Linked DNA regions of Mus musculus: region 2 is linked to region 1. The links are chromatin loops, found by intact Hi-C in ENCODE. Cell type or tissue: heart. All regions are shown on one strand. Links, peaks and the distances in the headings refer to the core of each region. The heading gives the core; the rest is flanking DNA. Region 1 overlaps Ctsh (cathepsin H). Region 2 overlaps Rasgrf1 (RAS protein-specific guanine nucleotide-releasing factor 1).

The links. Peaks named below come from ENCODE experiments on the same cell type or tissue, not always from the same donor. Only the 100,000 strongest peaks of a DNase experiment are listed, where the experiment ranks them.
Region 2: it touches region 1 in a loop (3-fold over the local background); 21 of 42 quality-filtered maps call a loop at or near these places.

Annotation. Positions count from the first base shown.
Region 1 is chr9:90,070,673-90,086,317 of GRCm38, reverse strand. It overlaps Ctsh (cathepsin H), which reads right to left. Exons shown (of 12, transcript NM_007801.3): 10 at 14,393-14,499; 11 at 11,325-11,450; 12 at 10,223-10,636. The coding sequence ends at 10,561. Among named protein-coding and RNA genes, the nearest start is that of Ctsh, 24 kb to the right of the region's middle. In heart, for the core only: a CTCF peak has its summit at 9,225 (motif pointing right); a DNase peak (open chromatin) is centred at 9,277.
Region 2 is chr9:89,968,452-89,984,096 of GRCm38, reverse strand. Rasgrf1 (RAS protein-specific guanine nucleotide-releasing factor 1) reads right to left here. Exons shown (of 27, transcript NM_011245.2): 7 at 13,551-13,744; 8 at 13,010-13,119; 9 at 9,214-9,332; 10 at 7,253-7,413; 11 at 3,287-3,350; 12 at 2,360-2,496. Among named protein-coding and RNA genes, the nearest start is that of Rasgrf1, 66 kb to the right of the region's middle. In heart, for the core only: a CTCF peak has its summit at 10,126 (motif pointing right); DNase peaks (open chromatin) are centred at 9,346 and 9,926.

The sequences.
Region 1 (15,645 bases), core at 7,889-10,388:
ACACTGAAACTTATAGAGGAGAAAGTGGGAAAAAGCCTAGAAGATATGGGCACAGGGGAAAAATTCCTGAACAGAACAGCAATGGCTTGTACTGTAAGATCGAGAATTGACAAATGGGACCTAATGAAACTCCAAAGTTTCTGCAAGGCAAAAGACACCGTCAATAAGACAAAAAGACCACCAACAGATTGGGAAAGGATCTTTACCTATCCTAAATCAGATAGGGGACTAATATCCAACATATATAAAGAACTCAAGAAGGTGGACTTCAGAAAATCAAATAACCCCATTTAAAAATGGGGCTCAGAACTGAACAAAGAATTCTCACCTGAGGAATACCGAATGGCAGAGAAGCACCTGAAAAAATGTTCAACATCCTTAATCATCAGGGAAATGCAAATCAGAATGATCATTTCTTAAGACCTGCATGCTCAGCTGAACCGCTCTGAGTTTGCCTGGGGTTTCTTGTGAGGCAAATGGTTGAAGTAAAAACTAAAAGACAGCATCGATGACTAGTCAGATCCTTCAAGAATGATTAAAAGAATTGTGTGTGTGGGTGTCTTGCTTGCAAGTATGTCTGTATCACTTGTGCTCCTGGTGCCTATGGAGGCCAGAAGAGGACATCCTGGGCTGAGACTACAGACAATTGTGAGCTGCGCTGTGGTGCTAGGAGTCAAAGCCCAATCCTGGAAGAGAGCTGCCGGTGCTGTTAATCTTGAGTCATCTCTTTATACCCAGAAATGATTTTTTTTCCTGCAAAAGGGTTTCATGTCACTGCCATCTAACCATGCGTAGAAGAGGTTGACCTTAAACTGATTGTCCTGCCTCAGCCTCCTGAGTGTTGGAATTAAAGCTTCAGCCATTACACCAAGGCCGTGGTTTTTCCTGATACCGAGGGTATAATGTACATGGTGCTAGTGCTAGGAATGGTATTTGAGGTCACTAAAGAAAAGACAAAATGAGCACCACAATAGTTGGGGTGCTGGCTGATAGCAAATGGGTTGAGTCAAGAAATGACAGCTGGAGAGATGGCTCAGCAGTTAAGAGCGCTAACTGCTCTTCTGGAGGTCCTGAGTTAATTCCCAGCAACCACATGGTGAGTCATTCAACTGGAATGGGATCCGATGCCCTCTTCTGATGTTTCTAAAGACAGCTACAGTGTATACATATACATAAAATAGTTCTGGGGGGGAAAAAGACATGACAGCCTGGCCCTTGTGACCAGTTCTAGAAATCTGAACTATAGCAATGTGTTTCCTTTTGATTTCTCCCTCCTCCCCTCCATTCATTCCGGAGGATTTCCTGGTCTGTAGTTCAGGCTACATAGATCTTTCTGCCTCCGGAGTTCTGGGGTTACAGGTGTCCAAAGCGAGAGCTGGGTAGTCTGATTTCAGCCTGAAGTGTTTGTTGACTGTTGCTGGTGATAATGTGTGGAAGAGTGTTAGGAGGGCAGTGACTGGGTTTATTACATAGATACTAGGCCTGGGCTTTTATCCTGTACTTTGTGACCAGGCAAGATGGTCGAGCAGGTGAGGAAAAGCACTTGTCCCACGTGCAACGAGGGTGCAGCCTTCTGGGCACATTTGGTGTAAGAAAAGAACTGATGCCGGGTGTGGTGGCGCACGCCTTTAATCCCAGCACTCGGGAGGCAGAGGCAGGCGGATTTCTGAGTTCGAGGCCAGCCTTGTCTACAGAGTGAGTTCCAGGACAGCCAGGGCTACACAGAGAAACCCTGTCTTGAACCCCCTCCCCCCCAGAGAAACAAACTGATTCCTGACCCCTCTCATTCTCTCTCTCTCTCTCTCTCTCTCACACACACACACACACACACACACACACACCCTCATAACTTGGTGATTTCTTCTGCAGTTGAGTCATTAGAGGGAACCTTGAAGAGTTGAAAAGCCTTCCGACTTGCTGCCTCTATCAGCTCTTGGCCCAAGACCTCATTTTCTGAGCCTAGGCAAAAGGAAGGCCTCTGCTCGCTCTCTCCTTCAGTGGACTCCTAGTACATCACGTGAGACACCTCTTGTCAGTGATGCTGCCCACTTAGCAATTTCAGACATAGCTTTGCTGAGGCAGACTCATGAAAAGACCATTTGATAATTAAGACAGTGGTGGTTAGATTTGCTGTCCCTCCCCCTATCCTCTTTTCCCCCACCCCTACCCCTCACTCCTCTTATCCCAGGCTGATCTAGAATTAAATATATAGCCTAGGCTTATCTGGTACTTGGGCCCCTCCTGTCTCTTGTCTTCCCAGGTGTGGAGATTATAAGTGTGCACGTTCCTAGTTTATTTTGATTCTTTGGGAAAGCTTTGTGAAGTGTATTTTCTGGTATTCTGGTTTGCTTCACAAGCTTACAACTGGGTAGTTTTTGTTTTTTCCCCTTTGAGTCAGGGTTTCTCTGTGTAGCCCTGACTATCCTGGATCTGCCTGCCTCTGTCTCTTGATTCATTAAAGCCACATATCACCACTACCCAGCACAACTCTATAGCTAAAAGCAACATCATTTTCTTTTTGGTTTTAGAAGTGAGTTTTCGGGGGCTGGTGAGATGGCTCAGTGGGTAAGAGCACCCGACTGCTCTTCCGAAGGTCCGGAGTTCAAATCCCAGCAACCACATGGTGGCTCACAACCATCTTTAAGGAGATCTGACTCCCTCTTCTGGAGTGTCCGAAGACAGCTACATTATACTTACATATAATAAATAAATCTTTAAAAACAAAACAAAACAAAACAAATGAACAGTAGGGTCGGGCATGGTGGTGCACGCCTTTAATCGGGAGGCAGAGGCAGGCGGATTTCTGAGTTGGAGGCCAGCCTGGTCTACAGAGTGAGTTCCAGGACAGCCAGGGCTACACAGAGAAACCCTGTCTCAAAAAAAAAAAAAAAAAAAAAAAAAAAAAAAAAAAAAGAGGTTTCTGTGTTGGCCCTGACTGTCCTGGAACTCACTCTGTAGACTAGGCTGGCCTTGAGAGATTTTTATGCTTATGCCTCCAAGTGCTAGAATTAAAGTTATGTGCCACCACCATAGTCCAGCATTTTACACTGGGTCATGTGGAGCAAATCTGTAAACCCAGCTCTAGGGAGGCTGAGACAGGAGACATACTGCATGATTAAACCCAGCCTGGACAACATAGCTTGAGTCAGGACAGGTGCCAAGGACCAGCCTTGGCTAGGTCAGGTTCCGGAGGGAGGGGTGTTTGGTAATAGCAAAACAAATGAGTCAAAGTCAAATTGTGGGTCCAAGCTGATGGCCTAGGTTCTGAGATGGCTTTCTAGATTGCTCAGACAGCTTTTTTTTTTTTTTTTTTTTTTTTTTTTTCTATTTAAAAAACTGGTTTGAGATAGCAATCTCTGCTAGTAAAAATTTTAAAAGCTATCTGGATAGCTCATGGGTTTTCTGACCAAAGTCAGAAGAGCTGCTATAAAAAATTTCTTGAATCTTCCCACCAAATCAGGATTCCTGTTAGAAAAAGTTCTTGAGCTGTTTTTATTTTTCCAGAGATCTTCAGATAGCTTTCTTCAGAGAAAAAGTTCTAAGAAAATACTATTGCTTTCTGCTAGCTCACCTCATGCAGACCAAAACCCAAGTTTTTGTTTTTGTTTTGTTTTGTTTTGTTCTTTTTTTTTTTTTTTTTTTTTTTTGAGACAGGGTTTCTCTGTGTAGCCCTGACTGTCCCCAGAACTCACTCTGTAGACCAGGCTGGCCTCGAACTCAGAAATCTGCCTGCCTCTGCCTCCCAAGTGCTGGGATTAAAGGCATGCACCACCACTGCCTGGCAAAACCCAAGTTTTTAAAAATTTATGTCAATTCAGTTATTTATTCCAGGTTTCCTTTTGATTCCCCTGGGAAGCAGCATCCAGAACCCCTACCCCTTTAAATCTTAGGAGACCCCAAGCACACATTTTCTTTTAACATTGTAAAAGAATTTAGAATTTAAGCACAGATGGTAAACTATGGTGAAGAGGGATACATCCTGAAATCACCATCTCTATCACATCTGGGCCTAAACTGTGTCCCAGGCTGACCTTGAACTCAGGTATCTGTCTGCCGTTGTGTCTTTCTGGAATGTCCTCTGTTAACGTTAATAACTATGATAAGCATAAGTCACCTGATGGTGGAAGTGTGGCTAATGTCTCAGCAAAATGAACCCTCGGGACTGCCCTTAAGGCTGTGGAAAAGAGCTGGGCATGGTGGCGCACACCATCAGTCCCAGCACTTGGGAGGCAGAGGCAGGCGGGATTTCTGAGTTCGAAGCCAGCCTGGTCTACAGAGTGAGTTCCAGGACAGCCAGGGCTACACAGAGAAACCCTGACTCAAAAAACCAAACCAGGGCTGGTGAGATGGCTCAGTGGGTAAGAGCACCCGACTGCTCTTCCGAAGGTCCGAAGTTCAAATCCCAGCAACCACATGGTGGCTCACAACCACCCGTAATGAGATCTGATGCCCTCTTCTGGTGTGTCTGAGGACAGCTACAGTGTACTGACATATAATAAATAAATAAATCTAAAAAAAAAAAAAAAAACCAAACCAAACCAAAACAAAACAAAAAGGCTGTGGAAAAGAAATCTAAAAAAAAAGCTCAAAATATATAATTTATCAACTATGCAAAAAAATAAATAAGGAGCTTCACTAATCGAAAGGAACAGATACAGCTACACTATGAGCCAGCTTACCAGAAAGACACAACGGCAGACATATACCTGAGTTCAAGGTCAGCCTGGGACACAGTTTAGGCCCAGATGTGATAGAGATGGTGATTTCAGGATGGATTCCTCTGAGGAATATGAAAATATGTAGGTTATTATACAAACCAACCTTATGCTCATGGCAGCCATTAACACTCTGGAGGTCCACATCAGCTGGCCTTGTCCCAAGGGTAGGAACTGTGTCATTATTTCCCCACCAAGGCCATGTGGGACCCAGCAGACAGGCTTCCTGGATAGTTCCTGTGACAGGTGTGATGTGGGTGCGGTCTTAGCTTTCTGCCATGCGAGGGCTTTGGCATGTCACACGTGATTCAGGGTGAAAATAGCTAACCCATTTAAGGCAGAGCCTCAACAGTTCATTTCAACACTGTGACCACCTAGGAGCCTGCAGTTACTGTTGTCCTCTGCAAAAAAGCTTCTCTTTATGGGCATGAACATAAATATTTTTTGTTAATTTTTTAAATTTGTTTTTATGTGCATTGGTGTTTTGCCTTTGTGTGTCTGTGTGACGACGCTCTGGAACTGGAGTTATAGAGAGTTAAGATCTGTCATGTAAGTCCTGGAAAGTGAGCCTGGGCCCTCTGGAAGAACAGCTCTTATCTGCTAAGCCATCTCTCCAGACCCCTAAATACAGATATTTAGAAGGCAGTTTTCATTTAGCAAACTTCCCCCCTGGTACCTATGGCCTCCATAAAAACAACCAAATTTTTGTCTTGTATATGTTTTGCTAGCATGTATGTATGTGTACTGTGTAGGCACCTGGTGCCCATGGAAGACTGAGGAGGGTGTGGGATCCCTTAAAACTGGAGTTCTAGATGTTTCTGAGCCATCACGTGCCTACCAGGAATTGAGCCCATGTCCTCTGCAAGAGCTGCCTGTGATCTTAACGGCTAGATCATCACTGCATCCCAGTTTTCTGAAAAAAATGACGTAATGATTTCATCACATATAGCAGCAAGCACACTGCCTGGTTTTATAATCACTATTCTGATTGCTATAGTCTGTAAGAGTCTAGGCACTGCACTGTAGCAATGAGAAGACAGGTCTATGAAAGGGGTTTTGTCCATTCTCACATCTCCTGGAATATAGCTATTAACCACTGTTTGCAAAAGTGGTTTTTTTGTTTTGTTTTGTTTTGTTTTGTTTTGTTTTAACGCCATGGTAAGGATGGGGGGGGGATAGATATCTTACTGTGCTAATCAAGTATTCTACCTTGAGTTCCATCATCTATCACCTCAAATGAGGCATTTTGGGGGATGACAAGGTTGCTCAGTGGGTAAAGGTGCTTGTCGCCAAACCCGATGATCTGAGTTCAATCCCCAGGGTCCACATGAAAGTAGGAGAGAACCAATTCTCACAACTTGTCCTCTAACTTCAATATATTCATTGTGGTACCTGCATGTCTACACACATACACGTGCACACATACAAAATAAACAATTGCAATACAAAATTAAAGGAGGAAGGGCCAGTGAGATAGTTCAGTGGGTAAAGGTGCTAGCCCACAAGACTGAGTTCAATTCCCAAGAGCGATGAGGTGGAGGAAGAAGACAGACTCCTGAGGGTGGTCCTCTGCCCTGTATACATGCTTCGTGAACATGTGTGTGTCCCCTCGCCCCTTCCTAAATAAAAATATAATTAAAAGCTTAATTACATGTAAAGATGCAAATATAAAATAAAAGGGGGATCTTGCTGGGGTATAGGAGTTTTTCACATATTTCAGATGCTAGACCACCAAGGTTTTGCAAATCCTGTTGGAATTTTCACTTTATTACAAAAGCCTTCAGGATGATCTTTCATTTTTCAGCTCTTAAAAGAGTATGTGTCCTTACGGTTTGCTTTATATAGGGTGCCATTTATGGATAGAATGGTTTTGCTTCTTTGAATGTGAATACCCACCCGTTCTACCATCCTCCTATCTGATTGCCCAGGCTATATATGTCTTAGTTAGGATTTCATTGCTGTGAAGAGACACCATGACCCCGGGAACTCTTATAAAGCATTTAATTGAGACTGACTGACAGGTTCAGAGGTTCAGTCCTTTATCATTATGGTAGGAAGCATGGCAGCATCTAGGCAGGCATGGCACTGGAGGAGCTGAGAGCTTTACCTCTTGTACCGAAGGCAGTTAAGAGAAGACTAACTTCCAGAAAGCTCCAGAAAGGTCTCAAAGCCCATCGCCACAGTGACACACTTCCTCCAACAAGGCCACACCTACTCCAAGAAAGCAACACCTCCTAATACTGCCATTCCCTGGGCCAACCTTACTCAAACCACCACAGTGTATAATCTGCTGTACAGAGCTGGTGAGAGCCAATTCCTGTCTTGTGTCTGTATCTCACCATTTACATGTTAGCCAAGGGTTTTGTTTTCTCTCTCTCTCTCTCTCTCTCTCTCTCTCTCTCTCTCTCTCTCTCTCTCTCTCTCTCTCTGTATGATCAGTGCACAATGTTTGAGACTTTTACATACTACACTTGTACTGTGTCATTGACTGAGCTATAGCCTCACCCAAATGTTACCTTTTTTTTTTTTTAAGTTGCATTTATTTATCAAAAAAATTGGAAGGACTCAACTGGTACACTACTTGTGACAAAGGTGCCATATCACAGCCAGATCTTAGTAATAACTAGAGTATAGAGGGGCTCTAGTTTTGCAATTATTTTGTAAATTTAAAATGGTGTTTTGAAAGAACATGGTAATTTAAATGGAACATAGTAGTTTAAAAGAACATAGTAGTGAGAGTTCAAATTAAAGTAGTTTAATTGTGAATTTTATGACACCTTTTATTGAATGGTAAAAAACATAGGCCAGTAGTGTACACCTTTAATCCAAGCACTCAGGAGGCAGAGGCAGCCTGGCCTATGCAGGGAGTTTTAGGCCATCCAGGGCTAGCTACACAGTGAAACTCCATCTCAAAAAGAAAAAAAAAATCTGTCTTCTATTACTGATGTATGTCTTCATTTCCCATTTTTAAAGATTCTTTGAAGTTAATTATCCTTAATTTATGTACTACCTTAATGGGTGACATTTTATATGTCTTTAATACAAAAATAATCTCTTCTTGATACTTGTTTATAAAGTGGATTTTATCTTGCAGCTGATGAGATGGCTCAGGAGGTCAGGGCACTTGCTGCAGCCAAGCCTAGTGACCCGAGTGGGAGACATAGACCCTTCATTGTGGAAGGCAAGATATCCACAAGCTCTCCTCTGACCTCATGCATGCACATCCAAAATAAATATATTTTTTTAACTTTAAAAAAAATTATGTGTATTGATATTTTTTTGCCTGCGTGTATGTTTGTGTAAAGATATTAGATTTAGGAGTTACAGCTAAGTTATGAGCTGCCATGTGGGTGCTGGGAATTGAATCTGCGTCCTCTAGAAGAGCATTCAGTGCTCTTTACTGTTGATCTATCTCTTCAGACCCCAAACTAAATATTTTAAAATTGACTAAAACCCAGTAAAATTTAAAAACTCTTTACTCCTTCCCCAGGTAAACTGAATATTTTTTTTTTTTTGTTTCGAGATTTTAGTTGGAAATATACTACACTTATATTTCTACTTCTAGCAAAAGTCAATTTACATTAATCTTATCACTTGAGAATATACTTACTGTGCTCTGTGCTTTTTTGGGGTGTTTCATAATTTTCTTGTTGTTGGTTTTTTGAGATGGAGCTGACCCTGTAACCTTGTCTTGCCTGGAACTTGCTATGTAAACCAGGCTGGCCCTAAACTCACAGTGAAAGTGTTGGGACTAAAGGTGTATGTCACCACACCTGCAAAGTTTTTTATAATTTAATTATTTTCTTCATATAACACTTTGGGTAGTTATTCCTAGATACCATTTTGTTGTTATATAGGTTTTTTTCTGATTTTGTTTAAATTTTTAAAAATTTTTAAATTAGCCATTTTCTGAGTTCTTTTCCATTTTCGTTTGTTTTGCTTTTCCATGGAGCTGGGGTTTGAACCCACGGCCTCATGAATGATAGACAAGCATGGTAGCTAGATTGCAGGTTCATTTTGAGCAGTTGTGGTGTCCTTGGACCTTGCTGCTATTTCCTGTCTTCAGTGGGTTTCTTCTCATACCACTCTCCATTGACTTGGGAGTCTTTAATACACCTAGAGTTATACTTTTATTTCATGTTATTTTTTAACTATGACAAAATTTTTTTTAATCATGTTTAGGTCTTTTCAGTATGTGTGTGTGTGTGTGTGTGTGTGTGTGTGTGTGTGTGTGTGTTGGCACTAGAAATTGAACTTAGAGCCTCACACAGTCTTGGCAAGTACTTGACAAGTATATTGACTTACATAGTCTTGTGTGTGCATATGTATATGTATCATGTATGTGCATACGTGTCTTGAGTACACTTGTGTGCTGAGGCCACCAGGGTACATTAAGTACCTTCTATATTGTTTATTATATATGTACATATATAATTTTTGAAAATTATTTTTGTCTGTGTTTGTTTTGCCTGAGTACCTGTGTACCATATGCATGCAATGCCCTTGGAGGCCAGAAGAGGGCAGCAGATCCACAGGACCTGGAGTTACAGATGGTTTGGACCTGCAATGGAGGTGGATGCTGGAAGAGTTACAGAGGGTTCTGACCCACCTGTGGGGGTTCTGCTCCTCTGGAAGAGAAGCCAGCGGAGCTGCCGGTCCAGCCCGCCATCTTATTTTTTGAGACAGTCATCTCTCCTTGCGTATGAGCGTGCTGTTTACGAATCTGCCGGTTTCTATCCCCAACACTGGGTTTGAAGCACACGTGGCCACTCCCAGGTTTTATGTGGGTGCTAAAGACTTAAACTCTCGTCATCCTATGTTCACAGCAGATGTTCTTACCCACTGAGCCACTTCACAAACCCCACAAGTCCTTTTGAGTTTTTGAGACAGGGTCTTACTAAGTGACCCAGGCAGGCCTTGAATTTATGATTCATATGAACGGCCTTGCCTAGATGGTGATGATGATGATGAGTGTGTGTGTGTGTATGTGGGTTGACTTAGTTGTAGTGTCTTATGTAACTAGAACTTTCTAATAGATTAAACTACAATTACATTTGTCAAATTTTGTCATGAACATTTTTTTTCCAATTAAGTTTCTAGCTCTCAGGAGGCCCAAGGGCTACAGCCGGCTGTAGACAAGCCCCTGGAGCTGAGAGGCCTGCAGAATAGCCTCTAGAAGAGGGCATGCGGTGTAGAGGACAGGGGCATAAGGGCTACCCAAAGGAGGGCCTGCTGAGGAAGTGGTGGGGCACCCCTACTGGGAGCCAGTGACAGCAACAGCAGTCACAGAGATAGATGAGATCTTGGCTCTACCCTGGTTGTGCCACATCCTGGCCTATTTGCTCCATTCTTCCTCCCCGGGTTTGGAAACAGCAGAATCTCTAAACCTGCTCTCCCTCCTGGGATCTCCATCTGGCAGGCATCAGCACCCGAACCATACTCCAAGCAAGCAAGCGATGCTTTCTCTGTCCAGAGAGATGGAATTGAATGTCAGTTAGAGACCTACGCCCAGGGAGGTATTTACTGTGTGTTTATTGAATACACAACATAGAAAAGGTAACCATTACAGCTCCCAGTACATGAAGAGAGCTGGAAAGAGAGACGATTCTAGGTCCACGTGGGTTTGGGTCATTAAAAAACCACAATCCAAGCGTATTTCTGGTGATGATGTCACGTGGGTGGGCTTGTCGCTATTCAAGTTTGTCCTTCCTGTCTTTAGGCGTCTAGACTCAGGAGTGAGAGGGCCTCTGGGTGGATTTCCACACAATTTTCTCCAGGGTGGCATTCTCATCGAAGGACCAGTTCCTCCCTTGGTCTGCCAATCAGTTGCCCGTGCAGCCGTGGCTTATACCTGAGGAATGGGATAGGAGGCACAAGCAGCCAGGCCACACATGTTCTTCCCACGTTCAATGAGGAAGTACCTGGGCAGAGAGAAGGGATTGAGGACTGATTAGTAGCATCTTCGCCTCAGAACTTTCTAGAATGTTCTGGTGCAAACCAAAACTTGAGAGATTAGGCCCTCTGTATTTCTTCACAGAACAGCTATTTTATCAGCAGGAAATGACTGGCCGCACTTTGTAACTAAATTCTTCCTTTTTCTCCTTGCATAGCCTACTTCTCCCCGGAATTGATGGAGGTTCCCTTCTTGCTGCTGTCTGGGTCCTCATATAGCTATCTAACAGCCAGTATGGCTTCCTAAAAACAAAAACTCTCCTTCTCAGTTGTGTGTGTGTGTCTGTCTCTTCATCCTGATTCAAAGGGGGTGGGGGTGGGGGCTGTCACTCACTGTAACGAATTCACTGATTTCATTTCTCAGACCCTTCCAGAGGTTGGTTTTGTCCCAGCAAGACGTTGAGGTCTGCCTGTAACCTTCAGTTACAGACCTCATTAGCTGATTAGTGTCCTGTCCTTTGCAGACTTGTTGGGACCTGGGATCCTATGATGGGGAGGGTCTTGCTAACAGGACCTTGGCATGTGAAGGTTCCATTCTCATGTTCTCCTTTCCCTGGCCTGGTAGAGCTTGCTGTCCAACTCCCGAAGACTCTTTAACTTTGAAGTAGTGATGCCTCCTACCACCGGACGCCTCAGACATCAGCAACAAGGGCTTACCCATTCTCCCCCCACTGGGAGCCCCAAGAGTTTTTCACAATCCAGTAGAGTAATCCATTCTGTTCTCCATAGCCAACCGCCAGGACTGCATGGTTTACTTTATCTGGAGTTTTATGACAGGATTTACTGGAAAAGAAAATGAAATTTATAAAGGCTTGGAGTATAGGGCGGATAAAGGCAAGGACTGTCACAAACAAGGGCTCTTTAGTGCTGTAGAAATGATTCCCACTGGAGGCAGGCTGGTGTGTTGGGTCTCAATTAGCTACGGCTCAGCCATGATGGAGTCAACAAGTCTCATCAGTTCTCAGCCCTTCTGCTTCAGTAGTCTCCACACGATCCCACTCCATGTGAACACTTCTGATTCCCGGCAAGGGGAGGAGTCCCTGCTGCACTTCTATAGGCTGCAGTACTGGACTGGAGTCCAGCCACTGCTCTGCTGCTTCTGCGTTCCTTCGAAAAATGACCTTGTACTTAGGGCAAATATGTAGGCTTGCCCTTTAGCCTCTGAAAAACTCTGGGACTTCGAGAAGACAAACTGCAGTGGCCACATGTTGATTCAATGGGCATGGAAAGAAAGGGTGTGGGGGCATAAGTCTTTAACCCTAGTACTCTGGAGACAGAGGCAGGCAGGCAAACTCTGTGAGTTTGAGACCAGCCTGGGCTACAGAGAGAAACCCTGTCTCAAAAAAGAAAAGAAAAAGGAAAGGAAAGGAAAGGAAAGGGAAGGGAAGGGAAGGGAAGGGAAGGGAAGGGAAGGGAAGGGAAGGAAAGGAAAGGAAAGGAAAGGAAAGGAAAGGAAAGGAAAGGAAAGGAAAGGAAAGGAAAGGAAAGGAAAGGAAAGGAAAAAGGAAAGGAAAGGAAAGGAAGAAATCAATTCCCAAGGGCATACAGAAATTAAGTGGACTTTGAACTGTCATCAGAATGTGTCACATTCAGGGCAAGGTGCTGAACGACGGACAGTAGGACCCTCTCTGCTCTTAGAAAGCTTTGTTTGGTAGGGGGCAGTTGGCAGAGGAAGCTGCTCTGTAATGGACTGCGGGATGTGCCAGTTAAGTAGGGGATAGGGGCCCCAAGGAGTGGGACCTAAACCAGTAGGGTGGGAAGTGAAGATTCCTTGAGGAGCAGGGGTTATATATGAAACTATAAGCCCTTCCTCATGGCTCACATGAGGGAATAGGGGCAGAATGAGCTTTGTAGGAGAGACAAGAAGGGAGGTTTGTTGACAGATGTGTGCAGAGGAAGAGGGGAGCAAAATCACCAAGAACCCTGGGTAATGGGGAGGGAGGCCTTGGCTATTTATACCCAAAGCATCATAGGGCTAGGGAGATGGCTCAGGGAGGAAAGGTGTTTTCCACACGAGTCTTGAGCATCTGAGTTCAGATTCCCAGCATACATGGGAACATGTGTAACAGCCAGCTTACTTTTGGAATCCCAGTGCTGGGGACGTGGTGACAGACAAATTCCTGGAGCACATTTACCTGCCAGACCAGCTAAACTATTGAGCATTAACCAGGGCTAGTGAGAGACCCTGTCTCAAAAACTAAGAAAGTCATCAGGGAAAACACGTTAGATTGACTTCTGACCTCCACATACATACACTACATACACACACAAGTGCATGTGCACCAACATAGTTATGTTGACTTCTGGCCTTCACATGTATATACATGCATACTTGGACAGACATGAATATATATATATACATATATATACATATACACATTTATATATATATATATATATATATATATATATATATATATATATATCCTCTTACACAGAAATTTTCATAGACAGAAAAGCACTTCAGAAGGATTCTGGGTCCAAATGGAGGAGAGGCCTGGATGTCTATTGTAGGAGAGACAGATGTTAGGAACAAGCCAGTGAGGAAGCATCTAAAGATGGGATGGTATGGAATAGAGAGGAGAGGAGAGTGAGCAGCCTGTTGTGGCTCTGGCCTCTCGCACAGCATCAGGGATGTGGGTCTGCTAACAGACATAGATGCCTTCAAGGAGCCCTGGGTCAGGCAAATGCAGGGTTGGAGGTCTCCATGGCCGAATTGGCAGGGTCTAATAACACTCAGATCTAAGCATAGGTATAATACTTGGAAGGGACTTGGTGGGCCATGGATGTTCCTATCAAATAGCTGGCAGTGGATTTATGGTTGTATAGAGGGCTGAGGGCAAAGCCCAGAAGAACATGGACATTCTAGGGGTAGCTGGAAAACAGAGAAGATGGAGGAGCCTGGAGAGCAGGGGGAGTAACTAGATAGACTCTTTGCTGAATGTGTTCCTGTAGCCCAATGGGCAGCCTAGGGACTGTAGAAATCCCATACTAGACATGCCACGGGGGGAGGGGACACGGTGCAGCTCATCAATAGAGCGACTGTCTACTAACCATGAGGCTCTGGGTGATAAGGTCTCTCTCTCTCTCTACGGTCTTCCTGAAGAACCAGATAGTGAACTCTCTAGCATAGAATTCTGATGTCTGAAAACAGCTATTTTTCCTTTCCCATTTTTGATCCTTTTTTTGTGTGTGTGTGAGACAGGGTCTCATGCTGACAAGACTAGCCTTAGCTCTACACGTAGCGAAGGATGACCTGAGAGTCTGATTCTCCTGCTTCCTCCTCCTCAGTGCTTGGATTTTAGGTATGGACCATCACACCCCATTTATGTGTTGCTAGGGACCCACCCCAGGCTGTGCTGCCTGCTAGGCAAGCCCTCACCAAGTGAGGTACATCTCCAACCCCATCTTCAAATATTTGGCTGGATGTAGCACTTCTGTAGATGACCATAGAGCTCTGGGCATGGATTTTGGCCTTAGTCATGACTTAGCCATCGTGGCTGGGCCTGTGGCATCCTTCACTACCTCTCTTTTCTTTGCTGGGTTAGAGACTTGGTCCCTGACACTCAGAGCTGAAGGAGACAAAGAGAGGTACGCTAAGTCTCACAAGTATCTAATTAGGAGTCTAGGTTGAGGCAGAGACCGTGCGCGGGGTTTGAGGAGGTCCATCCAGTCTTCTCCAGTCTCCCTCTGATTCCCCTCCCCCCCCTGCCCCCTCAGCTTACCTGGAGTAGACGCCACTTTTATACATCAAAAAATCTTCAGTCACCTCAAAGGCGAAGCTCACAGGGTTGTATAGAGCCACAGCCTCAACCATTGCAGCCTCGTCATTCTGTGGACAGACAGAAGGGCTGACAGACATGCAGGGCATCTCCCACCTCCCCTCCATGTTTATGGCCTGTTGTCTGAAGGTAGGGGCTGGAGTTCCAGAGCTGTGCAGGTAACCTTGAGGGACAACAACCCCTGACATTGAGCAATAATGCAGACTCCACCTTCTTATGCAGGGTGTCAGCAAGCACCCTTTGGATTGAATTTTGTTATTTTTTGAGATAGGGTCATAAGTGGTCCAGGCTGGGCTCAAACTTGTTACCTCAAGCTGAGGGCCATACTTGTGGCCCTGAAGCTGAGGATGATCTTGGACAATCTTCCTGCCTTCATCTCTCAAGTGCTGGGATTACAGGCTTGAACTACCATGCCTGGCTTGGATGAATTTTATCTTTTAGAAACCTTTTAAAACAGGGCATGATGGCACACACCTTTAGTCCTTAGCACCTGGGAGGCAGAAGCAAGTGGGCCTCTGAGTTCAAGACCATTCTGGTCTACATATTGGGTTTTAGAACACCCAGAGCTATATAACAGACTGTCTCAAAACAAAAAGTAAAACTAAACAGATTGATGGGGACGGAGCACGTTAGGCGAGTGTTCTACACTTATGTATGTCACTATGCCGTGTCTTTGTTGTTGTGGTGGTGGTGGTGGATCAAACCTAAGGTTAAATCTCATGCGTGCTAAACAAGTGTTCTATGACTAAGATACACCTCATTTAGATTTTAATCTGGCTTATAGTTCTTCCTCCCAAACCAGACTAGCTCCCTTGTGGCTTTGGCCTTTGCCCTCCCTTTCTGAGCGTCTGGAAATCTCTCACTTGTCTCCCTGACAACCTCACACACAGTTCAGCCGTTCATTCTCTCAGTCACAACTGACCACTGAGGCCATCCTACGAAAGATGCAGAGATGAGTGTGACGCTCTCGCTTCAGCTCCACATCCAGGAAGACAATCTAGGGAACCTCATGGGTGGAACAGAGATCTTACAGATCCAAGGATAGGCAATAACTATACCGGGGTGGAAACAAGACCAGTCAAGGCCTTGAGCCTTCTGAGCAGGACCTGCCATGTTGGTGGGGGAAAGCAAGAAGGGAGTCATGGGAACTTTTTGGAGGCAGGGGGACAGCAGCAGCCAGAAGCACTTGGTAGACC
Region 2 (15,645 bases), core at 8,486-10,985, 100 kb after region 1:
CTTGGGGGACTGACTTGACCTTCCTGACTCTGTTTCCTTATCTGTGAAGATGGGTTTAATGGCTCCATTTTACCAGGGTTATTTGCCAAGTAGAAGCATCAGACTGTGGTCACTCTTTGAAGCCAGTGTCAAGGATGAGGTTGCCCCACAGGGATCTGGGCTCTCTGGGAAGCTGCCTAGTGAGCTTCTGCACCAGAGTGTGTAGAGTACATGTGTCCTGTGCCCCACCCCGGTGCCAATGCCCTGATGCTGGAGGTGATTCCTATATTTCCAGTCTATAGGTGGGGAGTACCATGGGAAATGAAAGGGTGCGATGTTGGCGGGATATTTATCCAGACTCTGAAAAAATTCAAAAGTCCAATTCTGCTTTGAATAAGAAGAACCTTCCCAAACAGCACTAAAAGATACACCTTTTGCACCTAGTGAAGTGTTCCATGCTTGTAATCCGGCACTTAGAGGTTGACTCAGGAAGACCACAAGCTTGAGACAAGCCTGGGCTGCATAGTAAGACTGTCTTCAAACAAAAATCAAAACCAACCGAGTCCAGAAAATTAATCCAGGGTGGGGGTTGGGGGAAGGGGCTGCCTCCTTTTACCTCCTGGCCCGCTGACTTGGGCTTCACATTTGTGCTGCGGAGGGGTCACTCCTAAATCAAAGCTCTGGGGAGCTCTATGCATATTACAGAATCTATGGCCTTGAGGTAGTGTGTTAGTAGAGGCCAGCACTAAGGTCACTGGAAAGGGGAAACTGCCACAGTGGGTGGCAGGTGCCCCAGGCCCAGTCCCCAAGTAAAAGCCAGGCCAACAGAGGAAGCAGCAGTACAGGGAAAGGTTCCTGTCACTTGCATGTACCAGTCTAAGTTCTCCACCAACCACTCTGTGACTCTCTTTTGAGCTCATTCTACCAGCAACTTCAGTCAGAGTGCTATGGAGACTGCAGAGGACCTCTGTAAGACGTCAGGATAGCTCTTGAAGGGAAGGGGCTGGGTGGCCATACTTACAAGCAACAGCAATGTTGCTAGAGGGTAAAGATCCCTGTGGACCCGTATAGGTGAACAGTCAGCCTCTGATAGCTGTGCCTAACTGGCAACAGGAAACAGCTGCGTTTGATCTCTCCATTTTCTCTAGAACATGCTCGTTTTGTTTTTGTTTTTGTTTTTGTTTTGCATACAACTCAAAAGAATAGATTTACGCTATGTATAATCCCACTGTGCATTGGTCTTTTGTGGATTCAAGGGGGTGGGCTGCCAGAAGGCCAAACAGCTGATACCCCCTGGACCAAGCAAGGCTCATGTCTGCAACTTTTATGGGACTGCCTGGGCATTCAGTTTAATTTAGAATTACACAATACGAAAATAGTCCCTGGTGTTTTACAATCGCTCTTTATCTGGAAGTTTCTTCCAACTTTTTTTTTTCCTTCTTCTTCAGTGCTGTAGATCAAACCCTACTTTAAAGCAGGATACAGAGGTAAGAAGGCACGGAGCTGGTGAGGGAAGCCCTTTAAGTGTAGTGGGTACCCTGCTCTTCCAGTGTCCTGTAGGCACAGGGCTCCTTTCCAAGTCCCCAAGACACAGGGAGGAAAGTAATGCACAGCTGTCCATCCTGCTGTCAGCTGCTCTAACACCCCACCCAGCTCTTCAGAGAGGATGGCCAGACAGAAACTCTGGGACCTGGCTCTTGCTTTTGAGGTGTGTGACACTGCTCTTTAGCTCCTGGAGCCCAAGCCAGGAGCTGGTGACAGCTCTGTAACCAGATCCCACCTCTTGCACTTCCAGTGCCCCAGTATCTTGGGTTGCTGACTTTCCAGGAGAAGCCAATGTTTCCTGATTAATGGTTAAAGAGCCAGGGGAACAACTCTACTGCGTGCAATAGACAAAGGCCAAAGCTCTATCTTTCTCTAGCACACGAATGCTGTCCTGGACCTCTGTAGGCTATCCTGACTAGCTGGACATGTAGGTGCTCACGTATCTCAGGACTTCGGAGCTATCTCTTCTGCCACATCTAACCTTCATAGATGGGAGTGCCAAGACGTTTTGTGTGTGTGTGTGTGTGTGTGTGTGTGTGTGTGTGTGTATACACCTGCACACATATTGAAACCCAGGGATCAGACTGTAATGTAGACAGACATTTTTTCCATTCACAGGTCTGGGGAGCGGAGAGTAGAGCTGACAGTCTTAAGGGTTTAAAACCATACTGCACGCAATGGTACCCATTGGCTGGATCTGGGTCAGCCTCCATGGACCTGGAGGGCTCTGGTCTTTTCTAGTAGAACAATTCAGCTGTGCTCTGACCGTCCAGACCCCTTACCAGGCCAAATATGAAGGAACAATGAGCTCTGAGGAACAAGTGAAGCTGCTCACCTGGATGATGTCACTGGTCCATGCTGCCTTCTCCTGCCTGGTTGAGGCTACCAGGATGACAGTGAAGGGTAGGGAGTCCTTTGGCTCCACCCCGATCTTAAACTCCAGGTGTTCTATCTCTGGTCCGGCTCCTTTGGCTTTTCCAGTGAAAAAAAATATGAAGTTAGCAGAGTGAGCGTGGGTGTCTGTGAGCTGGGTAAGATTCTCTGATCCCTGACTTGCGTACCAGTAGAGGGGCCGGTGGGACAGCAGGTCACTAGCTGCTCCTTTTAGAATAGTGTTTTACGATTTTGGCTGAGTGAGAGTCACCATTTCAAAGATGAAGAAGCTGAGGATCTGGCACACACAAGTAATTTATAGGTACACAGATTCTTGATTCAGATTCGGAACCACTAAGTAGTAAACCCTCTGCCCTCACTACAAGAATGGGTTCTGAGCCAGGGTTTAGCTAAGTCTACTAGCAGGGAAGCAGCTAGCCAGGGTCAGTCGGGGCCTCACGACCCAGCCCTTTGGCTAACACCTGGGACAAGTAACATTGACATCGGAAACTCCTCTGGACGGGGCTGAACATTCAGTTTGGTTTACAGCTCCTTGATGTGAAGGTAAATCCCTGGAATTTTATTACTGATCTCCAACTCTCTTTTTCTTTGCTCTTTTCAAATCCAGGGCATGACACAGGCTAGGCCCTGGAACTCTTGAGAGCTGTTTACTGGAAAGACCGAGCTCAAAATCTTCTTTCTAGGGGCCCACAATTGTGAGAACCACCTGGTCTGGGCTGTTCTCTCCATTTTCTTTTGCATCTGGGTCAGGGGCCATCCTATTTGCACATCTGCTTTTCTTGCACTCCAGCCTTGCTGAATGAGTGTGTGCACATGCAATCATGTATCCGTGTGAGTGTTCAAACCAATTAGCAGCTTGGGCACTGACCTTCGTCGTCCAGGTTTTCGGGTTCATCCAGTAAGGTGCAGTCAATGAGGGATATGACTCCATTCTGAAAAAGAGCAGCAGGCACCACCTTAGACCAGGGGTCCACGTGCAAGAGTAGGGGTCCCAGTAGATTAGGCTTGGAAGGGCCTCACCACCAACCAGCCACACGTCCACAGACAAGTGTGTGTGTCGCATTTGATGAGTGGGCATTTTGCTACGCAAGCAAAGGACATTAGCTCCCTTTACAGAACCCGCTGAGGTCAGTGAAATGATTTTCCTCAGGTAGACTACTCCTAAAGAAGGCTGAGGACAAGCTGTGGACAGAATCTGTCCGAGTTGGCTTCCTCTTGCCCCATCAGCATGTCTGAGAATTACTTCATAGCCCCAAATCTATAAAAACGTGAAATCCTCCATTCTTGGTCAATCCCTCCTATTACCAATGGTGAAACAGGTCAGGTTTATGGATTCATTATAGGTATTGCTAACTCAATTTTATAGATTAAGAAATGAAGTCAGAGAGGTTAAGTCTTTGTTCAAGTTACCCGGTCAGCTATTGGTGGGCTCCTGAGAAAAAGCCTCAGGGGCCTCCTCCCAGCCCCAGGCCAACAACTCATTTACTACTATCAGGAAGAAGCTCTAGTGGAGCCTCTCACTTTGACACAGTAGTGAGGAGAGGCTCTGGTGGCAGTCTTCCTACCCACAGGCTTTGACACTCCCCTTTTGAAAGTGGAAGAATGAGCTGGAGAGATGGCTCAGTGGTTAAGAGCATTGACTGCTGAGTTCAATTCCCAGCAACCACATGGTGGCTCACAACCATCTGTAATGGGATCTAATGTCCTCTTCTGGTGTGTCTGAAGACAGCTACAGTGTACTCACATACATGAAATAAATTTTGAAAGAAAGGAAGAAAGAAAGAAAGAAAGAAAGAAAGAAAGGAAGGAAGGAAGGAAGGAAGGAAGGAAGGAAGAAAGAAAGAAAGAAAGAAAGAAAGAAAGAAAGAAAGAAAGAGAGAGAGAGAGAGAGAGAGAGAAGATGGAAGAATAATTCCTTTCCTCTTAGGTGTGGACTGGGCTGTGACCAGTATTGAATGAAAAGAGCCAAATGACAGCTAAGGTGTGCAGCTCAGGGAAGTGCGGCTCTGGGAACTGCAGCGTCACGCCTGCTCTCTCCTCTCTCTTGGATCACCTATCCCAGGGGAAGTGGGTGTTACACTGTGGGGAGAGGTGAGGAGTTGAGGCCTCCAGTCAGCAGTTCTGTGAATGAACCATCTTGGTTGGGTAAGCTTTTGGAGCACTGTGGCCTGGCAAACGTTGCTATTGCAAACTAGAGCCCTGAGCCAAGACTACTTCTAAGCCTCTTCTGACCTCCTGACCCATAATTGCGGGACAGTGTTTATTTTCTAAGAACTGATGTTAACATAGACCCAGCCACGTGACTGATCTATACATGAAATACTGGGCAGGCTGCCCACCTTTTTTTGTTGTTGTTAGAAAACTCAGAATTTATTTTTAACCACTTGCTTGGATCATTATAGTCTCATGTTATATATAGGTTGCTGCTTGTGAGGACAGCATCCAAGGGGATTCCCAGGCAACCCTGGGGTCTGCTTCTTGCTTCCTTCTTTGATGGCCTTGTGAAGTTTCCAGGACTTTTGAACAATAACCTTGCCCTATGATTTCATGGGGCTTGACAATCCTGGAAGCCCCCTGTTAGCTTTCTGTCTAAACTCCACCCCACAGTTACCTGGCAACAGCCAAGCTGGCATTCTCTTATTGGCTTTTTCTTTTTCTTTCTTTATCTCATCTGTGAACTGGGAAAGTGATAGTGTCTGCCTCAGAGGGGCTCTAGAAATTAAATATGATAAAACCTTGGGATAGGGACTAGCCATGGTAATCATTATATTGGAGGCCTTATTGTCTGTTATATGACAGGTTCATTATCATAGAATTTATAGTGACTGTTAAACTTACTGAGAATTTTTTTGTACCAGGCACCTGATACTCCCTTAGCATTCCTGGGAAATATTTTTTTTTAAGATTTATTTATTTTATTTATATGAGTACACTGTAGCTATCTTCAGGAACACCTGAAGAGGGCACTGGATCCCATTACAGATAGTTGTGAGCCACCATGTAGTTGCTAGGAATTGAACTCAGGACCTCTAGTAGGGTAGTCAGTGTTCTTAATCACTGTGCTATCTCTCCGACTCTATCTGGGGAATATCTTTATATTCATTATGCAGATGAGGAAACAGGCTTAGTGAGGTCACATGATTTGTTTGAGGTTTGCCTGGTACACAGCATGGTCAGCGCTCTGATCATGTGTTCTTTGCTAGAAGGCTACCCTTTAAATTTTTAAAATTCCAATTTGTGTGTATTTGTGAGTGAGTCTGTGCACATGTGCGTGCATGTGTGTGTGTAGCATGTGCACGGGTACCCAGGGAGGCCAGAAGAGGAAGTCAGATGCCTTGGAGCTGGAGTTATGGGCAGCCATGAGTTATCTAATGTGACTGCCGTAAGCCAAAGGTGTCATCTGGAGAGCAGCCAGTGCTCTTCACTGCTGAGCCATCTCTCCAGCTCCCAGGCTAACCTTTCAGAACTCCAAAACAAATAATAATAAAAAAGTAACCAACATAAAAACAGGAACTTCCTGTCTCAGATCAAGGATCGGCCTCTGAGTCTCTGCTGCGGCCTGCCTGTGCTTACTCTAATGCTGAAGGACGGGGGACCCAACCCTCCCAGCCTGGACAGAGATATCTGGAGTACGACCTGGAGCTAGCAATGAATGAAAGCCTCCCTTGACACGCAGTTTGGTTGGAATTTGAGTGTATAATATTTGTAAATTAATTTCTCCTTGTGCAGCCAACCAGCTAATCTACTGACATGTTAATATAAGTGGTGTAGTCTCCAAAGCCCGTGTTTGATCTAATACCTCAATGGGAGGTTACAGACCAGGCATCCCTGAAGAAAGGTTTCCCTGATGCTCTCACTAAATTAAGGGCACCTTCTGGCCCTTTTTCAGGATGCAACATGCTCACTTTTGGAATCCCATCTGCTTCTCCAGGATGGACATAGTATGGGAAGAGATGGCAGCATAGAGCGACAAGGTCTCATAATCAGCACAGCAAATCCATAGGCACGGTCAGCTATCTCATGCATTGTTTCTGTGGGGACTCTGAACTTTGTTTGCCTGATGAAATGTACACAAGACAAGGACATTTCCAAGATCACATGGGTGACAGAGATGGGGCCAGCTAGGGTTCAGAGCAATGAGACCATTAATGAGCTATGTTGGGGAGCAGTAGTTTGAACCCCAGGCTTTACCACAGAGCTGCATTTGAGCAGGTCTTAAAGGATGTGGCCAAAGGGTCTTATGCTTTGCTCAAAGAATGTCTTGAAGGGTCTGTCGAAGAAGAGGTAAGATTGTGTAGTTGAATACATAGCAGGAGCAAAGGTCCTGGGGTCTGCCTACTGGGACAAGCCAGGCCATTGATCTTGTGCTCCAAGAGGGGAGACCTGGTAACAACAATTCAGCAGCTTCCTAGGGTCACCTGACCCGAGGAGGGCTTCCTGTGATAGAGAAGTGGGTGTCTGGGAAAGTTAGGAGGGTTTTGTCTGAGAAACTTTGCCTAAAGATGACAAAGATTCCGTGTTGCTCTAATCCTTGGCTGAAGGGAATCCTCTACTCTCCCCAATACCTCTATCCATATCAAACACACACACACACACACACACACACACACACACACACACACACACACACCTGAATAACCATATGCTCATACTTGTGCCTTGAAGGGTTGGTTAGAACTCCTGATGAGCTGTGGGAGTCTCTGGGGCCTGACACCACCTTTCCAGATCCATGATTTTTTCAGGGGAAGTTATCAGGGGGTGCTCTACCCATTTCCACCTTCAGCTTCCCTAGGGTGTATCTATGTGTGTCCAGGCTCCTCTCCCACAGCCTTACCTTGGTTAGGTGCAGTTTCCCACCAGAGCCTCTGGTGCAGATAATGAGATGCTTGGAGAATAGGAAACACTGGCGCTCACCCTCTTTCTTAGTGGACAGAGACCCCAGGCGGCCCCTAGAGGACTTGCTCTTTTCAGACAAGGACATCTGCATGAGGGAACCTGTAAGAACAGGGGATAGTGGTGAGGAGGGTCTGAGCCTAGCCTCAGATGGTACAGATGGCACTACCCTATGGCCCAGCCTTGGAGGTGGAGGTACAGTCACACGTGGTTGTGGAACAAGGTAGTCCAAATCTCCTGGTTGCTCTTTCCCGCTCAGCCTCAGAGCCAGGGGACTGGGAAAATGAGAGCTCTGTACAGGGTCTCACAACCTCCCAGCCAGGGTCCAGGGTCATGGCAAGCAAAGGGACCCCTGAAAGAAATGGAGAGCCGGGCTGAGGTCCGGAAATGGCCCTGAGTAATGAGGCTGAAGAAATGGGGGCTGGAGGCAGGTTCTGGTGTCTTAGCATGATGGACTGCATAGCTGTGGCCACAGCAGACATCACCAATTGATTTCGGCACTTAGCTTCAGAGCCCAGACTGAGCATGTGATGATCCTAGGTGTAATACGGTAGAAAGCCACTGTTGGATAGAGTAGCTCTCTGTCTCTACTCTGGGTGTCCCACGTAACACCTGCTCTCTAGGTTCCTCTCCTGTTGTCCTCACTGTCCTCAGGGACCCTCGGCACAGTTTGCATTGGGCTCACCTCCCAGCCTCTCTCCTCTCTGTCTTCATCTCTCTGTCCCATAACCAATGTCATTCCAGACCACACTGCCCAGCCTCTCTAGGAAAGCCTCTCTCCCCTGACGTCCCCGCCCCTCTCTATGTCTGCTGCAACTGAGATGTTCATTTGTGACAGGTCTTCTTCTGCAAGGTGAGACTGGTTCTATTCTCTGGGGGCCTTGGAAGCCCATGGGGACTCGGTGTACAGAGGGCAAGGGTCAGTGTTGGCTGTGAGGCTGAACAGTGGGAAGGGCTGAGAGGGGCTCCAGGTCCTGCTCCAGTACAGAGGAGGAAGTGCTTTTTCGGGGTGATATGGCAGCTTCCAGGTCTTTGAGGGGACTGTCCACTCCAGGAGGGGCTTTTTCCCCAAGGCTTCAGAGAAGTAGAAAGAGGCTTCTTGGGAATACTTCTGGTATAGATCATGTCTTGTGCAACTCAGGGAGACGTGAAGACTGGGAACTGCCCCTGGGCTTCCTGTGTCCCAGGTAGACCCTCCTGGGGTCAAATGCAGCCACCATCCATGGAACATAATGTCTATCAGATCTTCCCCAGGGGCCCAGATTCTGATGTACCAATCAGTATAAGCCTCTCACAGAGCTATTTACTAGCTAGCGAACTCCAGACCTGGATGGAGGAGATGCTGGAAGATGATTTGGGGGCAGACATCCATCTGGGACAAAGGAGCAAATGCTGAGTCTAACATAAAACATGGCAGCCGCATAAGGTGACCTTCAAATGCATCACAGCTTTGATGTCTCTAAGCCATCAGGAGCTCAACAGGGCCAAGCCACCCAGACCCATTCTCAGGGTGAGCAGGAGCCAGAAGTGGTTAAGACCCATTTCAATGAGAACCCCTGAGTGCAGGGATCCCTCCCAATACCTCTGATAAATTCTATTCTCAGGGCCAGTGGCTATCTGTCCCCATTCTGTCTCCTACTTTCTCCATGGAAGGACAGGTCAGAGCTTACAACAAAAAGTCCATGGCTAACCTCGGTAGTAGACTCACATTTGGCATGACAGAAGACCAGTGGTATCTGCATGTGTGTGTGTGCATAAGTGTTGCTTCCATGTCAAACTTTTGCATCCCAGCAGTCTAGAACATTCCACAGTCACAGTTGCAGGTCAGTCTACTGATGATGTCCCTGAGTGCCACCCTCCTCTCAGGGACCCCTCAGTGGGGGTGCAGAGCAGCCACCCTACCTTGGCGCACGAAGGTCTGGCTGGTGTCCAGGAGGATCTCACAGCCCTCCGTGATCATACGCTCAATGGCCAGGTTTTTGCGGATGTTCTCGGTTTCACTGACTTCGTCATGCATGATCCTGGGGAGACAGGAAGTAAGAGATATGCTGGTCCACTTTCAGGAGGGGGATGCTCTCTCTCTAGGCAGACCTAAGAAGAGAAGCTAGGGCATGGGGCCCTGGTTAAGAAAGGGAAGGGTATTCGTATCTACTGAGTGCCAACTGTACGCTGGACACTGGCCAGGCTCCATCTGGTTTAATCCCCTGGCAGTACAAGTTGCCAGGTGTTTATTTTAGGAAAAATGAAAGGGAAATTGGCACGTTTCAGTGTTGAGCATTGTAGGATAGAGAACAGATCCAGTCCAGGAGGGAGATGTGAGCCCAGGATACCATTTCTTCTTGTAACCCACGTCTTACTATACACTATTTTCATCCACAAGCAGAGTTCCCCCCGTACTCTTTCCTCAGGCTGTCCCCTCCTGTACTCTTTCCTCAGGCTGTCCCCTCCTGTACTCTTTCCTCAGGCTGTCCCCTCCTGTACTCTTTCCTCAGGCTATCCCCTCCTGTACTCTTTCCTCAGGCTGTCCCCTCCTTGCTGGGAATCGAACTCAAGGTCTTGAGAATGATGCTCTACCACGGAGCTATGTACCAGATCTTTCTGCCATGTCTTTAAACAGCTGTGATTTTAATGTTGCATGGGCCCTGGAATATTATGAGATTTGTGAGTGCCTGCCAATTATGCTGGCTCAGAGAGAAAGACTGGCTTTTTATCTACTTGTCTTCTGGGAGGAAAACAAGCTGTTCGTTTTTTTTTTTTTTTTTTTTTTTTTTTTTTTTTTTTTTCTGTCTTCTGCAACTCTAGTACTGTCCAGGAGATGGTGCCATTTAATTACGTTGAAAAAAGTAACACGTGAGAAAAAAAAAGGGGGACTCTGGCAATTTTGTTCTGGTGGGTTCCCAGGCTTTTTAGGAAAGCAGAGAAGTACTGGGAAGCCGGGTGTGGTGGCACACGCCTTTAATCCCAGCACTCGGGAGGCAGAGGCAGGTGGATTTCTGAGTTCGAGGCCAGCCTGGTCTACAAAGTGAGTTCCAGGACAGCCAGGGCTATGCAGAGAAACCCTGTCTCGAAAAACCAAAAAAAAAAAAAAAAAAAAAGAAGTACTGGGAAATCCCTACCTACTTCAAGAAGAGCACATCTCATGGTTTTCTACCTATTTCTGAAGTACTACAGGCAGTGTCACCAAGAGGGCTGGTGACCACATGTGGTTTAATCTAAGGGTGCTTTGTGTGGGCTATAAAATGAGCAAAACCTCAAGCCTCAGCCAGAGGGCCCTCAGTTGTCCACGTGTGGAACGCTGGGGAGCAGGTGGGGCTCAGCATTTCAGTTTACTGTTTATTTGTTTGTTTGTTTGTCTTGCTTTTTTTCTGGTTTAGCACTCCCATTTTAATTTAAACTCTCTGGGACATCTAGACTGGCTCCCTTCTCTCTAGCAGCCTCAGTTTCTCCTTCTCCTCCACAGAAATGTTTTTCTGAGACACCCAGTTCCTAAAGATGGGGTTCCGTTTGAGAAATGCCAGTGGCAGAGAGAACATTTCTCACGGTGAAGGTGAAGTTGTGCTTGGGCATGTTGGACTCTGAAAGGTCCAAAGGGGGAACTCCACAGTGGTGGAGACATGACAAGGGCAGCCTACCGGGTAAGTTCGGCTTCTGAGGCAGACTGGTGCTAGGGACCTATGTGCAGACATAGCTGCTAAGCTCTTTGAGGGACCGCAGGCCCCAGAAGTGATGCTTATCACTGTGTTATCAGTGGTGCTACAGTGGTGGTTGAGGATAAAATGGCAAGACAAACAAACATCTGGTTCTTACGGAGAGCAGCTGGAGGTGTGGGAGGAGGTACAGCTCTGAGGACAGCTAGTGACTGGGTTGGAGAGGGAGGTGTGACTCCTAGTCTAGCCAGGGCTTGGCTATCTGATGGTTTCTTATCTTGCTAGGTTACTTCCCTTAGCACCCTATGGAGGCGGGTGGGGGGAGGTGAGAGGGTGAGAGAACGCTCCAGTGTGCCATTAAGGTTGGGCTTAGGAGAAGGTGCAGGTACTGGGTGGAAGGAAGAGTAGGATGCATATCTTGGCCTCTCAGGCCATCTGCACCTCAGGCATCTATCTCTCAGCAATGAGGAACCTTAAAGGACATCCTAGGCATTTCCTCTGGGGAGGGAGGGAGGAGCATGTAGGATTTGGACCTGCAGAGGGTTCTTTCTTTTTCCTGCCACAGGCTCTACAGATCTGCAGTCACACACCCCATATGCTTCCCCGGTCCTCCCTCCTGACTCAGTAACTCTGCAGGTTCTCAGAAGGATCAGGCTAGGCAGCTTGTCTCCTGCCGGGCTCAGCCTGCTCCTCTGCTTAGCTTGGAGCTGAGCCCTGCCTGATATCCTTTGCTGGCTCCAGGAAGTTGAGCCTCCCTCATCCTTATTCCTAATCGGCTATGTCTGACCACAGGGCTCAACCTCATGTTGTGACCTCCATCGAGGTTCAGTCCTAGGCTCTGATGTCTTCCTGACTGAAGTCACTCCTGTGGCAATATAGCATGGTGGTTGTCACCAAACTGATGACACCTCTTGATTCCAGACTCTAGAACCCTCCTTTCTGGTCTCCTCCACTCGGGTATCTAAAGGCATCCTGTCTAGAATCATTAGTCTTTTCTCGTTCTCCCATCCAGTCCATTGGGAAATCCTGCTAGCTCTGCTTACAGCCAGGGCAGGAGGGACAGACATTGATGGCAGATGACAGAGGGAAGGGCTCTTCCTCTGAGCTCCATTCCCAATCTAGGCCACTCCCCCCCACACTCCCAGCACCTTAGTGGGGGTGTGTGTGACAGGGCTCCCCTGACTGCTTCTGTTCTTGTGGAGGAAGGCCCACTCTGGACTGCAGGACAGAGAGACGGCCAGGTGAGGAACTCTAGACTGGAGGACCAGAGTGTCCTTAATGGTCACAGCTTTTCCACCTGTCACCTCCTGTTGCTATGGCAACTCCAGCTAGTCACTTGGGAATTCCGTCCATGGGGGGCTCTTACCACCACAATGTTTTTTTTGTTTGTTTGTTTGTTTTTGCTTGTTTTTTTTCAGATAAGGCCCATTAGATTCCAGGGTAGCCTTGAAATGTAAACTTTGGATTCCCCTGTCTCTATTTCGTAAGTGCTGGGGTGTAACAGGGGCCACCATAGCTGGTTTTATGTAGTATTGGATACTGATCACAAAGCTTCGTGCATGTTGGGCAAGCACTCCATCAACCTAGCTACATTCCTGCCTTGTTTTTGTTTAAAACTTTTTTTTTTTTTTTAAATATGGTTTTAAGTAGCTTACTTGGGCTGTCTTCCGACTTAAGAGTAGAGGCTGGCTTTGAACTTCTGACCTTCCTGCATTCATCTTCTGAGTACTAGGATTTTTTAGGTGTCTAACACTAAACCTGGCTTACTACTACAGGATTGGACAAGCTGACACTGAACAAAAGGGGAAGTAGGTGTTGAAAGTTCCTGGAAGCTCCTCTCCTAGGTCGTGGGTCTACTTTAACGGCAGGGTTCTGCAGGTCCTATCAGTGCCAGCGACCACACCCAGCTGCTTCATCTAGGCCTGTGTGTAAGCTGTAACCTGCGCAGGCCAGTCAGGGGACCCAGCCTTGAAAGGAGGCAGGCTGTGATTTTCCTGAGGCAATTCTCAGCCCTGCCCTGCCCACCCTTTGCACCGTGGCTGGGCACTCACCTGGACAGTTCCTCTAGTTTGGATTTGGCATAGTCCAGGCTGTTGCGCTCCACATGCTCATGAGGTGTGTGGGCCAGCAGCTCATGGAGTGTCAGGATGTACCTGGGGATCTGTGAGTGGCGAGGGACATGGTAGGACGGGGCCAGGAAGACGAGGAGCAGGTGGAGAGACAGAAAGGGACAGGGAGCGAGGAGGGACAGGGCAAGAAGGGAGAGACGGTGATGGTCGACAAGAGATGCACAGGAATGAAGGAGAGGGACAGAAAGCAAGAGAGTCAAGAATGGATCTTTGAACTCAAGAGACTGAGGAGGAAAGCAGGCTACATCTCTGATGTGCCTGGAGAGCCAGGACAATGGGGACCCATGCATGACTGTCTCCAGGAACTGCCCCTTCACCTTCCCCACTGCTGGAGGGGACAGGTGCATGGGGGCTCAGCTTGCTCTCCACCTGCCAGGATTTTGTGGGGAGGGACTGTGTCCTGCCAGCTGTGCCCTCAGTGCCCCCGCCCCAGCCCACTCCCTTGTAGGTCACCAGCAGTCACCTGGAACATTGGGTAGGTGAGGAAGGTCTCCAGTGTGCGCTCCTCGCAGTCTGGCTTGGCCTCGTACTGCTTGAGGAGCTTGTCAAAGTCCCGGTTTTGCTTGCAGTGAGCAAGGATCTGGAGGCTGTACTGGTGGTTGCGGACGAACTCCTGGTAGATGTTCAGCATGGGCAGCAGGATATCGAACAGGTCCGCTGCAAAGGAAGGTGGGGTCCACAGATCAAAGGCCGAGGTGGCCCCAGGCCTTGGGCCCATTGGCTCACCCAGAGAGGCTGTGTGCGAGGTTCAAATCCCACCTCAACAGAGAGATCCTACCTTGGGGGAGTGGGTTCGGGACTAAGGCTTACAGGTGTGGGCTATCTTGTGGTAGCTCTGACTGGAGAGGCTTAGAGAGATGGTAAGGAGTCCCATACCCTTATGGCTGTTGTTCCCAGGGGCCCTGCTCTGGGAACCATCTCCAGAAGACAGCCTTGGTGTAGGTCAGACCTTCTTATCTCATGGCTGATCCATGTGGAGTGTGGGCAGCAATTGCCTCCACTCAAAGTGTCTTTGTAAGAGGCTGGCTCTGTGTGTGTGTGTATGCACATGCGCATATATAAACACACGTGATGGTTTGTATATGCTTGGCCCTGGGAATGGCACTATTTGGAGGTGTGGCCTTGTTGGAGTAGATGTGTCACAGTAGGCATAGGCTTTAAGACCCTCTCCCAAGCTGCCTGGAAGTCAGTCTTCCACTAGCAGCCTTCAGATGAAGATGTAGAACTTTTAGTTCTGCTTGCCTGGATGCTGCCATGCTCCTGCTTGGATGGTAATGGACTGAACCTTTGAACCTGTAAGCCAGCCCCAGTTAAATACTACCCTTATAATGTTGCCTTGGTCATGGTGTCTCTTCACAGCAGTAAAACCTTAACTGAGACAGTGTGTGTGCGTGTTCATGTGTGTGGGCATGTATGTGGTGCCCACATACCTCTGTATGTTTGTGTGCGGAAGTCAGAGTTCAGTCTTTGGGGTCATTCTTCAGGAGCCATGGCCTTGCTTTCTGAGATAAGGTCTTTCCCTGGCACCTGGGCCTTGATGATTAGGCTAGTCTGGCCAGAAAGCCCCAGGGATCTACCGGTCTCTGCCTCTCCAGCACTGACTGGGAGAATATAAGTGTATGCCATTGTGTACATTTAAAAAAATGTTTATTTGTTTTTATTTCATGTATATACCTAGGAACAATTATGTCCTCATTTTTCACGCATGCTTTGCTTGTGTAAACATATGTGCATGCAGTATCCATAATGGCCAGAAGGGGCGTCAGAGCCAGCCGGAACTGCAGTTACAGACCATTGTTGACCTCCTGATGGGTGAAGGAGAACCAATCCTGAGTGCCCTGAGAGAGCAGCAGTGAATATGATCCCACTGGGCCCAGGTTGAGATCTTTTGTGGCTTCTGGGATTTCACTCAGGTCATTCATTATTCCCCTGAGACAAACTTTTTACTGACTGAGCTATCTCCCCAGCTCCATAGAGCAGGGTTTTTGACGCAAGAAATTTCTAAAGAGTGAAGGGGGCTGGAGAGCTACATCTGGCCTGGTTCTCACTATGACTCTGTAGCCTCAGGGTCTTCCCCTCTGTAGTGAAGGGAACACTGCAGTTCCTTTACCTACCAAAGTGGGAACCTGGCACAGGTGCCATTCAATGGAAGGCACAGGTGCGGCTCAGCCCTGGAACCCAACAGCACAGCTTTCTAGGCAATGCAAATGAAGCCGGAGCCTTTGTTCTAGTAATCCAACTTCTGGAAACTTATCCCATAAAAATGGTCCCTAAAGATTTGCAATGGCTTAGAACCATTAAGAAGAGCGAGCTGGTTGCCTGGTTTATGGTATGTATCCTTAGGGACACTGGCTCATTATACAGCCATCAAAAAACTCAGCATGAGAAAACTGGGCGTGGCAAAATGCTCCATTTACAAAGCTAAGCTAAGATGTGACATGTTGCCAGGTGTGGTGGTGTACAGCTTTAATTACAGCAGTTGGCGGGCAGAGGCAGGCCGATCTCTAACAGTTCAGGGTCAGCCTGGTCTCATAGCAAGTTCCAGATCAGCAAGGGCT